Regions from separate parts of the Homo sapiens genome. Here region 2 is linked to region 1. A link is a loop called in an ENCODE intact Hi-C map of the cell type or tissue named here. Cell type or tissue: CD14-positive monocyte. All regions are shown on one strand. Links, peaks and the distances in the headings refer to the core of each region. The heading gives the core; the rest is flanking DNA.

What was found. A loop is a pair of places that touch in the nucleus more often than their neighbours do. Peaks named below come from ENCODE experiments on the same cell type or tissue, not always from the same donor. Only the 100,000 strongest peaks of a DNase experiment are listed, where the experiment ranks them.
Region 2: a loop joins it to region 1, with 2.4 times the contacts of the local background. A loop is called at or near these places in 6 of 110 quality-filtered maps.

The regions. Positions count from the first base shown.
Region 1 is chr16:79,261,671-79,268,059 of GRCh38, reverse strand. It overlaps a transcript of MAF not described here and the pseudogene RNA5SP431. Among named protein-coding and RNA genes, the nearest start is that of MAF, 340 kb to the left of the region's middle. In CD14-positive monocyte, for the core only: a CTCF peak has its summit at 5,974; DNase peaks (open chromatin) are centred at 2,159, 3,119 and 4,409; H3K4me3 peaks cover 631 bases; H3K27ac peaks cover 507 bases.
Region 2 is chr16:79,325,539-79,331,927 of GRCh38, reverse strand. It overlaps a transcript of MAF not described here. Among named protein-coding and RNA genes, the nearest start is that of MAF, 270 kb to the left of the region's middle. RefSeq lists an enhancer at 2,846-3,721. In CD14-positive monocyte, for the core only: no CTCF peak of the experiment used is centred there; a DNase peak (open chromatin) is centred at 2,597; H3K4me3 peaks cover 2,707 bases; H3K27ac peaks cover 3,999 bases.

The DNA.
Region 1 (6,389 bases), core at 998-5,997:
TCAGAGACCCAGCTCCCCTAGAGGGGAGGATGTGACTCAGTGCCACCCGGACAGCTCTGCCAGTAACTGAGGTGTGATTAAGTCCCACAAGCCGGAGAACCAGGGGAAAGGCGTGCCCCCGCCCACACCCCCAGGCACCTGAGAACGGGCCAGGTGGAGTATTCCCCAGCCCACCCCATCCTCACTCCCACCTCCTAGTCTTAGTGGAAAGAAATAATCTGTCACTTAGGAAGCTCCCTCCAGACCCTTGTCCCCTGGCCTCATCATAAACATCTACTGGGCACATGTACGCTGCACTCTTTGTGTTCTCCCCTTACTCCTGACAACACCATTGAAGCAGGTGTTCATCTTAATCTCATTTCATAGAAGAGGAGGTAGAGGCTCACAAAGATGAAGTGTCTTGCCCAAAAGACTGAAGAACTCTCTCCATGTCATACTACCCGGTGCATCCCAGAGGTAGTGCCTCTGCACTGTCCGCCACCAGCTGATTGGCCGTGAGCCATTCTGCCATTATCCCTCTGTGTATCTTCACACTTGGTACTTGGCCCTAGAACAACAGCCCCGCAGCAGCGGGCAAAGGGGATTCCTCCCATTCACTGGCCCATTCACTCCTCCTTTCCCATACCACACACGTACACACACACACCTAAAACAATCTGCAGAGCTCACACTTTTCGTGTATCTCCTCTCCTCCTTGTTCTGGGTAGTGAGTCCTGAGCAGTAACCACGTGAACCACTTCCAGGCTGGCAGATCTAACTGCAAGTGCTAGCTGGACCCTCCATAGAGTGATTTTCATAATGGGCACAATACCCCACCACATCCAAGATGGCAGCTGCTTCATCAGTGTGAATCTTCATGGACAGAACTTCCACGCTGATCCATGGTGACCTGTAACTTCAGCAAAATTGAACTTTGTTGTTCTAGGCTTCTGAGATGTTGGGGTCTCTTAGCTATCCTGACTTTATAGTGTATTACATGCATAAGCAATTATTACTTAGGATGGATTCACAGCCCCATAGTGGAGACAGACTAGTAAATAACTATGGTAACTCATTCATTCAACAACAGTTTATTGAGAGCTGCCATGTGCTCCATGCTGTGCTTGAGTCCAGGAATGTGTGAGTCTCCCTGCAATCAAAGGAAAGATACATGTCATTACCATGATACCCTGTGAACACTTCTATCTCCTCATCTCCTCTTCATGAGCATTACTGGTTGGTACCTTTTTCTAACAAGGCAGGCAGCAGGATCATGTTCGGTGCCTTGCCTTCCAAGCCCAGTATCCTGTGTCTCACATAGTAGTTGCTCAAAAAATGTTTATTACATGACCAAATTATAAATAAATCCACCCAGCCCAATCCATCACTCTACCCTACTCTCCCTCATGTCTCAAGATGAAGAAGCTGGTTGAAGCTTGGAAGCTTAATTCTTATATAAGTAATAAAAGTGCAGCATCAGAGGTGAGGAAAGATCTTGATATCATGCATATGGCTATTTCCAGAAAGACAACCCAGTCCAAGTGTTCCATACACCACCATGTTGTTTTTTTCTTGGTTATCAACTTCTTTCTTTCCATCTTTCTGACTTTGATAATAACAGCCAGAGATGCTCTTATTGCCTTTTGGGACCTACCCCTTTGCTCTGGGAGTCCTCAGAACCCCTCTATTAAAGGCTTGGATTCAAGGTATATTACAGTAGTCCCCCCTTATCCATGGTTTTCCTTTCCAGGGTTTCAGTTACCCGTGGTCAACCATGGACTGAAAATATTAAATGGAAAATTCTAGACATAAACAATTTATAAGTTTTAAATTGTGTGCCATTCTGAGTAGTGTGATCAAATCCTGCTCCCTCCAGCTTTGGCTCTGTCCCTCAAGACATGAATTCTGGCCGGCTGTGGTGGCTCACACCTATAATCCTAGCACTTTGGGAGGTCAAGTCAGGAGGATCACTTGAGCTCAGGAGTTCGAGACCAGCCTAGGCAACACAGTGAGACCTCAAAGAAATAAAAGAAAAAGAAAAAGAAAAGAAAAGAAGAAAAGAAAGGAGAGGAGAGGAAAGGGAAGAAAAGGGAAGGAGAAAAAGAAAAGTTGAATTCTCCCTGTGTTCAACATATCCCTGCTGTAGACACTCCCCACCTGTGAGTCACTTAGCAGCCATCTCAGTCATCAGCTCGACTGCTGCGTATCACAGTGCTCATGTTCAAGTAACCCTTATTTCATTTGGTAGTAGCCCCAAAGAACTAGAGTCGAGATGCTGGCAATCAGATATGCCAAAGAGAAGCTGTAAAGTGCTTCCTTTAGGGGAAAAGGTGAAAGTTCTGGACTTAAGGATAGGAAAAACATTGTGTGCTGAGATTGCTAAGATCTGTGGTAACAGTGAATCCTCTGTTTGTGAAATTATGAATAGTATATAGTTCTAATTGTTCTGTTATTATTAGTTATTACTGTTAATCTCTTACTGTGCCTAATTTTTAAATTAATCTTTATCATAGGTACGTATGTCAAGGGAAAAATATACTGTATATAGGGTTCAGAACTATCTGTGGTATCGGGTCCACTGGAGGTCTTGGAACATATCGTACTTGGATAAGGGAGAACTGCTGTACTTATTTCTTCCTTAGAGTCACTTATTCGGGACCCTGGCGAAAGAGAGAAGTGAGAGGAGGCTGGGAGGTCAGTCATTGCCACAACCAACTATTGGGGAGTGAGACTCAAGTGAAAACACTAAGAGAATTCAGAGAGAGGGCTGATTTATGTGCCTAAGAATGATAGTCAGGATTAAAGTATTGTCTTTACACCATGACTTTTTGGCCACCATCTTACACTTGATGAATTTAGATTAAACAGGGGGAATACATCCTTATTCAACTGACCAATGAAATTAATGGATCTTGAATAATAATAATAATGACTTCCATTTATGCAATATCCATGTGTGCCTAGGTGCTTTGAATATATTACCTCCCATGGCAGATGAGGAAATTCGTAGAGTTAAAAAAAATTACTTGACTTAAAATTAGTTGATTTTTTTCAAAGAGCTTCCTAAAGAGTTGATTTCAGTGAAAGATCAGCATTAGTCACAGGCGAGTTCTGGTTCCCACAGCTTCCCTTTCTCAGTCTTCCCCTTTGACTTTGCAAGTCTCTGAGTGTCTCCTGAGAATTTGGTACTGAATTAAAATTTGGGAACTGTGGGGTGGAGGGAACTGGTACTCAAAAGTATGACGAAGGCAGGAACCGCTGTCTTGAAGACATGGAGCTTCAGATCCATGGGAAACTGGTGGGGTGAGGTGGGCTGCTGAGTAAGTTTCCTAGAGGTTAGACATTTGTATCTGGGAGATGTGCTGGTTGTGGCTTGGAGCATTTAGGGAGGTCTTCCTGGAGAAAGACATCTCCCAAAAGATGACTAGGTCTTAAGAGGAAAGCCATAATTCTTTTGTCTGACTCAGCAAAAGCAGCATTTGAGAGAGGATAGAGCTCAACTGTTGGGGTCAAATCCTGGCTCAGCCTCGCCATAGTCTCCCATCCAAGTACTAACCAGGCCTGACCCTGCTTAGCTTCACAAGATCAGAAGAGATAGGGCACATTCAGAATGGTATGGCCATAGACTCTGCTGTGTTCTCAGGGCAAGGCTTTGAGCAAGTTATTTAACCTAACTGATGACTTGGCCATTGATTAAAATGCTTAGTTACAGTAAAGATTGGATAAAAGAACACACCCAATGTGTTTAGCACAGTCTCCGAGGCCATGCAGATTTCCAAGGGCAGGCAGTTGTTTTTAGTTCCCTTACAACTGTCCAAATCCCCTGAGTTTTTCAAGCTAAGGTTTCTCTATTTTTGCCCCCTCTGGACTGAGATGGAAGATCTGTTTTCAAGTCCCAGCTCTGCTTACAATGTGATCCTACAATATGATCTCACTTCTCAAAGCTTCCACTTCCTATTCTGCCTCATGAACAGGAGGGATTTCAATCTTCATGGGACTGTTTTCCATTCCCCTGGAGTCTTCTCCATTTACAGACACAGCGGATGTGTCTGCTTTGACTACTGGTTGTCTTGGGGCTCTCTTGCCACAGGAAAGCTTACATCTAGACTTTTCCTTCTAGGCTAAAACAAACATCTAGCCACCAGAACCAGTCTTTCAGGAGACCAGAGGGATTAAGGGATGTGGGACCACCTAGAAATGGTGGTTGTGGAGCAAGTGGCAACAAAGTGAGATTGCTTCATGCCTGTTCTGCAGCTTAAGAGCAGAACTCTTGGAAAGTACATGGTGCCAGACAGAAGACCAGTCACAAAAGTGGAGTTGACTGGCAATGAACTCTCATGAATCTCCAAGCTAATTACCAGGGAAAGTAAGGTTGAGGAGACAACCTCCTCCCCCACTCCACATGCAAACACAGAATGACAGGTTTAAAAACCCTATGGTTTCAAAATTAGCAAAGACACTTTGACTAAGATTGGCATGAGGAACAGAGAAAACGGAAGAAGAGGAAAGAGAATCCTGGGCCCCACAAGGGGAAAGGTATTGGCATGAAGAAACAAAGTTAAATTTTAGAACGTCACTGCCTGAGCGCCACCCCTTTAGGACAAGGACAAATGGTTCAGGCCCAAATTACAAATACTCTTGGATTTTTATAGAACATGAACAAAGATAATATCTTCTCTTAGGACACTTCCAGATATGGAAATCAAATCATATCCTCCAAAGTGCTATGTTAATATTTGTAACTATAGATAGCCATTCCCCATCTCTGTCTTGACTTCCCTTAGAAAATTTCCCCAGTTTGAAGACTATGAAGACTAACGTGAGAAAGTTGCAATGACTTGGCCAAAACTCTTGGATGCAATGATGCGTTTAGTTATCCATTTCCCGGCCTCCCTAGATATACCAGGGTTATAAGTTCAATGAGAGGCCGTGTCTGCCTAGTTCACTGCCTAGTCCCAGTTCCTGGCAAGCGGTAAAAACTTGGTAAAAGAGTGTTGATGACCTGCATTAACACTGGGCCACACTGTGTCAATATGGAAAATATCAGTCACATCCTATGGGTGAAATGACTGTCTCCGAATTCCTGCTCCTTTTGTTTGACACGAGCTATGGGATAAATGTGTATCTGATTGTCCTACTCATTACTCTGCTGCAAACATACATTATGAGAGAATAAGATGCCACTCCTAAGTTCTTCAAAAAAATGCTACGGTTATTTCTGCACCCCTTCAATACCGTTCACCCACCAGCTTCTAGATAACTCTCTAATATTTTCTAGAATGTCTCCCATTTAGATTGGCTGGGAGTTGAGTCCCATTACCAACAAAGGGGCTCTGGATGGTGCAAGCATTGACTCCTTCCCTAGAGCATCCTGCCTGGCTCAGAGCAGATTCTGCTCTTACAGAAGGAACTGTAAGACTGTAAGGGCCCAGCAGCCCAGCTCGTCCCTCTGGGCACGTCCACCCCTCTCTCATTTCCATGCTGTGAACAAATTGCCATTGTCACACCTCCATGCCTTTGCGTGTGCTGTATCCTCTGCTGGAGCTCCCTTCCCTATGGGTTGCATAAACAGATAAGGTATCCACCCGAGGCCCTTGACCTAACAGATTTTGTCTTAAGGCTTTCTCCCCAGGTCCAGAGCATCTAGCCACAAAAACATCCCAAAATAGTTCTGTCCCAAGTATCATGTCCTTTGTCTACATTTTCTATTGCTTTAGGCACAGAGCCCAGAGGTCTATTTTGGATAGAGAGTAAGGCTGTGAGTATTAGAGAGAACATGAGTTTTAGAATTCGAAAGAGCCCAGTTCGACTTCCAGTGACGATACCTACTGGCTGTCTGGCCCTCACTAAGGAGCTCAGTCCCCCAAACCTCTGAGGCCTCATCTGCAAAAACTACCCATCCTGCACAGTTGTCGTGGCAATGACCTCAGACAACATATGTAAAGCTCCTGCTGTGGTGAGTGGTACACGGAAGGGACTCTCCAAATATTAGCCCCCTCCCTGGCCATTCTGCCCTGAATGTGACTGCCTGGGGGCAGGCAGACTGTCCTGGTCCCTCCTGGAATGTCACCTAGGATTGTGCATGATGTTTTCTGCAGCCAGTCTGGAATAACTCGTGAAAAGTCCATATGAGCAACTTAAGAGATGGAGTCCTTCTCCCAGCCCTCTCCACTGTCAGGAGGAGGACTGAGTTAGTTGAGCATTCTGGCCCCTCCCTTCCACTAACCTCCACCCCCAACGCCCCCAAGGACTCAGGGCCAAAGGTGATTAATGGGAGTGTCAATGAAATTGTCTTTGAGGCCAGGCCCTGCCCTCATCATTTTCCCATCTGCTGCAGGAACTTCTCATTCTTTGAACCTGTCACTCTGCAAGCGGCAAAGGCTGGCCAGAAGAGGGCTCCACTGCAGCCA
Region 2 (6,389 bases), core at 428-5,427, 64 kb before region 1:
GAGATAGGATGCCACTGTACTGGTTGGTCAGGGAAGGCCTCTTTGTTGAGGACATGCTTAGAGCAGAGAAGTAGGGAGCCAGGTGGGCATCTGAGGAGGAGCATTCTAGGCAAAAGGGATAGGAGTGTGGGTTCTGAATGGAGGGAATGAGGCCACAGTGGCAGGAGATGGGGGCAGAAAGGAGGCCAGGGAAGACACTGGAAATGTGGAGCCATAGCAGTCTAGATCTTACTCTCCAAGAGCTGGAGACCCATGCTGTGCCTGAGCCATTTAAAGGATGTCTGTGGCTCTTGTATGGAGCCCAGAGGAAACAGGGAGGCGGGTAGAAGGTATGACTATGGTCCAGGCCAGAGATGCGGGTGGCTCGTGTAAGAAGAGCGGTGGATGTCTTGGAAACCTTCTGTTCTGTATTGATCCATTTTACAGATGAGGAAACCAAGTCCATAACATCAAGAAAGAAAGGCAAACTTCAAAGTTAGTAGATGGAGTCCAAGCCATGAAGGGTGAAGGAGATTAAGAAATACTTGTTTCAGTTCAGCTGGAATGACTCTGATGCCCTAAGCGGGGCCAGCTGGCATTTAAGGTTTCTCTGAAGCCATTTCATCCAACACCACCCCGTTCCTCACCCCAAGTCTTCCTGCCTGTATATGTTGACTGATGGGAGTGGCAGTCACACACACTCCAAGGTCTAGTTTTCCAGGCCAGGCAAAAGATTAAGACACATTTTTCATCTTCCATGTGGGATTAGGCCTGCATTAGCTCTATTTGTTAAGGGACTTGATTTCATTGTGGATCCACTTGCTGAGTTAGGAATAAATGGGAAACTGAGGTGCTTCAATCCTCAAACAAACCCACTTTGTTTCTTGAAATATCTGAAGCCATTTCCCATCTGAGCCCAGAGGTTCATTTTTCTCCTTGTTTTACAGCTTTACATGGCTTCTTACCATTGTTCGCCACTCACAGGGTTGGCCTTCATGTCCGGGGTTTGCAATATTTTGTCCAATAAGGAAGGTGGCTTTGCAGAAGGGATGGGAATTTTGGAGTCAGGCAGGCCTGGCCAGGTTTAACTTTTAACCAACTGCCTAGGCACTGGGTGACCAGGAGCCAGTCCCTTCATCTCTGCAAGCCACACATTCCTGACTTATACACCGAGGAGGGCAATTCCTGCTTAGAGGAGCTGAGCCAGATTTCCAAGTTCATGCCTCAAATTTGTAAGCACTGTGCGTGGCACCTTCTGGCTGTTCAGTGAAGGGGAGCTGTTTTGATGACTACCTCTCCCTTTGATCACTAACAGAACATCTTCAATACAGGTTGCTCTGCCTTGACCTCTGTCTTTCCCCACTGGTGTTCCTCCCCACCCTGTGGGTGGCCCAGTATCTCCTCTCTTGGCTTCCTCTAAGCCCTTTGGATTTAACTTCAGGCTACCAGCCATGATCATGGCCAGAGCATTCCTGTACGGCTCTCACCATTCCTCCAACTCTGCTCAAAGGTGGGCCTGGATTTCCAAGACTCAGAGCTTATAAAATGTTTGGATTGCTAACAAAATTAGAAATAGAAAATTGCAAGAGCCTTTCCTGGCATCTCCAAAGAAGTCTATACAACTGAGGGGGTTTGGAGCTTTAGTTTCCTTAACATATCTACCACATACACATTTTGTTCTCAAAAACAAAATGCCCACTAGCGTCAAATTATGCTTGGAATGATCTGGGCATAAAGAATGTTGAACCATAAAATTGGATTGCAGGCGGCATGTGTAGATAACCTTTGCCCTCTTGGGATATGGCAGGAGGATGAGAGCCTTTGCAGCCCATACTTTTACCTGCTTTGAATAAATCGGTATGAAAATAGACTTGCTACTTGATTAGTAAAAAATGGTGCGTTGAAATTTCTTTGATAATCAGTAAGGTTGAATTTTTGCCAATTGATTAGTTGCTCATTTCCTAATCCATAGTCTTTTGCTGTTTTTTTTTTATGATGACTTAATGTTTATTGTATGGTGTGTCTGTTCTTTATGCTGTATGGATATTAACCATATAACCAACATTTCCATGTAGGAAGTGAGTAGGAAAGATAATCGAGTTGGAAGAGAGAGATGTTAAATTTGTTTTGAATTTGTTTTGAAGCTGTATTTAAGTAGAAGGCATACTGGTTTTAATTAGATTATATACTATAGATCAATAAGAATAGTACAGTTTTCTAAGATGCTTTATTTTCACTTTACAGAAGATGAACAGATGTCTCTCATTCCTAACACAGTGTGGGAGATAAGGGTGTTTAGAGGGTTATTCAGATGGGGGAAGACACCGTGACTGATATGAACCACTTCCATCATATTTCTGGATAATGTCTTTTTTCCACTTTGTTGCTTAATGTACAGTTTTTTTAATTTTGGGGGACTCTAGACGGAGATTTTGGAAAGCAGATTACAATGCAACAATTTCCCTCTTGCATTTTTCTCTGTGAATTCCACCACGGACCCAGAAGAAATGCAACCAAAATTACCAGATACCGGTGTTGTGAAATCTCATTTGCGTGGCACTTTCTTCCTATATAAAGCTTTCTGGAAGCAAAGACTGATGCAAACTCTCACTTCTCCAAATTCCAGTTTAGTCGGTCTAGAGTCGGATTATTACCATCCATTTCTCAGTCACTCACTGGCAGCCCCCTTCTTATAAGGAACTGGGTTTTGAAGATCACTCAACTCTGAGAGCTCTGACTTTTCTAGCAGAGAGGGGGAAATAAGGTTTCCTTTAACCTAATGTGCCCTGGTGTTTCTTGCCTGGTCCCGTTCTCCAGGAAGAACAAGAACCAGAATGTGGGAAGTGAAACATGGGTTAAAAAAAAAAAAATCACAGAAGGAAGGGGGCAAGTTGCGGAGTGAGTGGGGGCGGGTGTGAAAGATACAGCTTGCAAAACAGCTCCTTCATGTTTCAGAGCTGTGGTTATTAGGAAGAGCTAAAGACAGACACAATGACAGATGCAATGATGTACCAGATTCTGCACCCAGTTATGCCCTTAGCACTAATACAAGCAACACAAAACTGAGAGTTAAACGCCTTGGCAGAAAACTAGCCAAAGCTTAAGGCAGCGGCTTCCTGGCATTCAATCTGACAGAGAGAGGCTGGAGCAATTGAGAGAGGACCAGTTCTTCAAAGGGTTCCATTTTAATTACAAGCTGGTTGGAGAATGTTACTTCCAGAACCCTCCCTGCTACCTGGGTTCACTTCCAAAATCTAATGGAGTTATATTGGCCAAATGAAAGACTCCCAAATCACACAGTGACAACTTCCCTGCCCAATCTCAATAAGCTTTGTCTTCGTTCAAGTGCCAGCTCGGCTCGAGGGATTTTAGGCTCTGAAGAGAATTAGCTCCCTCTTGCTCTCATATTGCATTAAGAAACTGGCAGCCAATCAGAAAGACAAAACAAAATCAAAAGAATGTATTCTCATGCAAGGGCCCCACCCTGTGACTTCCATTGTTTCCCAGGAACCTGTGGGGATTTCAAATTCTCCTTTTGCCCCTGTTTCCCTCTCCAGCACAACCAAGTGGCCCCCAAAATTGGAGTTGCCCTAAATGCCTCAAGTTGCATTTCCTTGTCTCTAGGCTCTTCCAAATGCAGAACCTGATTTCTTTTTTTAAAAAAAAAGGAGCTCTGATTTGCACTTGTTTGAGCTTATATATAATGAGGATGATATTGGCCAGGCAATGCCCTCTGAAAATAAGCGAAGAAAAAATAAGAGACTCCCAGGGCGGCAATATATTACTAGGCACCTACCCTATGTCAGGTGCTAATCACTTCCATAGGATTTTCTTAATGCATGCTGCAGGGATGAAAGCAACTTTTGCTATTTCACTTAATCCTTACAACTCACAGGGTTGGGAATTCTTATGCCCATTGCACAGAGAAGGAAATTGAGGCTCAAGGGAATTTCAGGAGTTTGTTCAGGTTATCATGCATTAAGGAAACAGCAAAGCTAAGGTTTGCACGTAAGTCTGGTTGGCACCTAGCAGGATTTTCTGGCGATCAAATGGTGATGGAAAGAACACTCTGTAAAGGATATTTACATAGGAATGAATGTTATTGCAAATGCCTGTTTGTCAATGACAGGGCTTCAGTTTCCTCCTTTATAAGATCAGCTTCTAAGAGTATCTTCCTCAGGGACTTGTGAAGATTAAAAGAGATAAAGCGGTCAGCACTTGTGGCACAGTCCCTGCGACAGTACGAGGCTTGTCAAGCAACATTATGACGATGAACAAAAATGTGTATCATTTGGATAGAGAGAGAGAACGCTTAATGATAGCCAGAAAAACACTATTTCCACCTTAGTTACTTTTGGGCCACCCTGGGTGGAGCTGACTCACCTATAGCAAGTTTTTCCAAAAGCTAGCTATGTGACCTTGTCAAATCAATACCTTGCAGCTTTATCTCTTGTCTTATAATAACTCATGGCTTTGTCCGTGCATGGACACTGCCATCCCCAGACCCATCTGCCTCCAAGAGAGACTATCAATGAGAAAATAGGTACATCAAAGAGCAAAAGCGCTTTAAGAATATAAAGCACAACTCTGATAACAAAGGCCATATGATAATAAATGTCATTGTGAGAGAACTACCCAGAAAACGGGAATGTGTACAAGAAGTCAGGGGTTGTGCCAAGCCTGGGAACTAGTTCTATACCCTCCACCACAGGCACTACCGAACTGGTCTCCCTGTTTTCCCCCTAAAGCCCCTGCCCCAAGCCATTCTTTAGAAAGCAGGCTTTTAAAAACCTTTTTACAATTTAAAAATCCAATCCACTTTTGCTTCACACCCAGAGATTTCCCCTGTACTGCATGCCACCCCCTGTTCTGGGCTGGGGCTGTGAAGTACAGTAGTTCAGTATGCAGACTGTGAGGCCAGAATGCCGGGGTCCAAACCCCACAGCTGCTAGGACGTTATGAATTGCCTTGGGCAAGGTATTCTCAGCCTCAGGACCAAAATCCAGCTTATCCCATCTGGAATCCTTCATCTGCGTTTCTCTTTTCTGAAAATCTATTCATTTCCTGTTCAGAGGCTCCCAGATACTACCCTGTGTCTCTGGATGCCTCAAGAATTACTGGTGATATTTGCCAATTTTCTCAGCACCCTAGGTCAGGAGTCAGCAAACGATAGCCTGCATGCCAAATGCAGCCTTCATCCACTTTTGTAAATAAAGTTTTATTGGAACACAGCCATGCTCCTGCATTTACATACTCCTGTGGCTGCTTTCCTGCTGGAACTGCAGAGTTAAACAGTTGCAACAGAAACCGTATGTGATCTACAGAGCCTAAAATATTTGTTATCTGGCCTTTTACAGAACAAGTTTTCCAAGCCCTGCCCTAGTTTACTGTCTCTAAAACTAATTTAGGGTGTAGAAAATTTAATGTCGTGCTCACGTCTGTTGAAGTGTATAAAATGTTGCTATATCCAACAGAAATTCATTAAATATAGGTGTTGTGCTAAATTAGATATATTGCAGATTTTTAAATGCTGCAATTTGGGATGGAAAAAGTTTAAATGGGGGTAGAACCCTGTTCATCAACTTTTTTAGAAAGTGGATTGGACAAAACATCTTAAATTTATGGAGCCCCTAGTATGCTAGGTATCATGATAAGTACTTTTATACATTTTAGTGCATTTAAGCCTCACTACAGCCCTATGAGGTTGATACTGTTATTATTTCTGCAGGGAGGCATAAATTCTGGAAACAAGGGGAAATAGGCATAATATCATCAAGAAAATCTTCAGTCTATAAAAAATAATAAATTATTGAAGTCTTCAGACTTTATGGGCAAAACTATATTTTGTGGATTAAAAATTGAGGTTGAAATTGGTAAAGTGGTTGCCAAAGGTGGCACAACAGGCTAAGTGATGGAGTCAGTGGTCAGACCCTGGTTGTCAGAAGCAAGATCTTGCAGGTTAAACCTTTCATCTGCCTCTCCTTGTTCAATGTTATGGAGTATCAGTGTCACACAAGATCAGAGTGTGGGGATCCTGGTAAGATACCTTCCTTGAAGACTTGAATCCATTTGCCTAGACTGGGGCCGTCTGTATCATTTCACGTATCTTCTGTTCCCTTCCTAGCCATGTTTGTTCTGCTCTTTCTGGTTTAAGCTCATTCCTTTGATGAATAAGACAAAAGCTAGTGAAGAACTGGGTCTTCCTGCCTTCCTGCCTTCTCACTTTAACTTTGCACATCTGCCTCAAACAGTGCATTTATATCTTGCTTTGTTCTTCTAGTTTTTAACCAGTACTCAAAAGGTCTGTGTGTGTGTGTTCTGTGTGTGTGTGTGTGTGTGTGTGTGTGTGTTTGTGTCTGGGTATCTGTGTGTGGGCATCTGTGTGTGTGTCTGTGTGCCTTAAGGAAGCC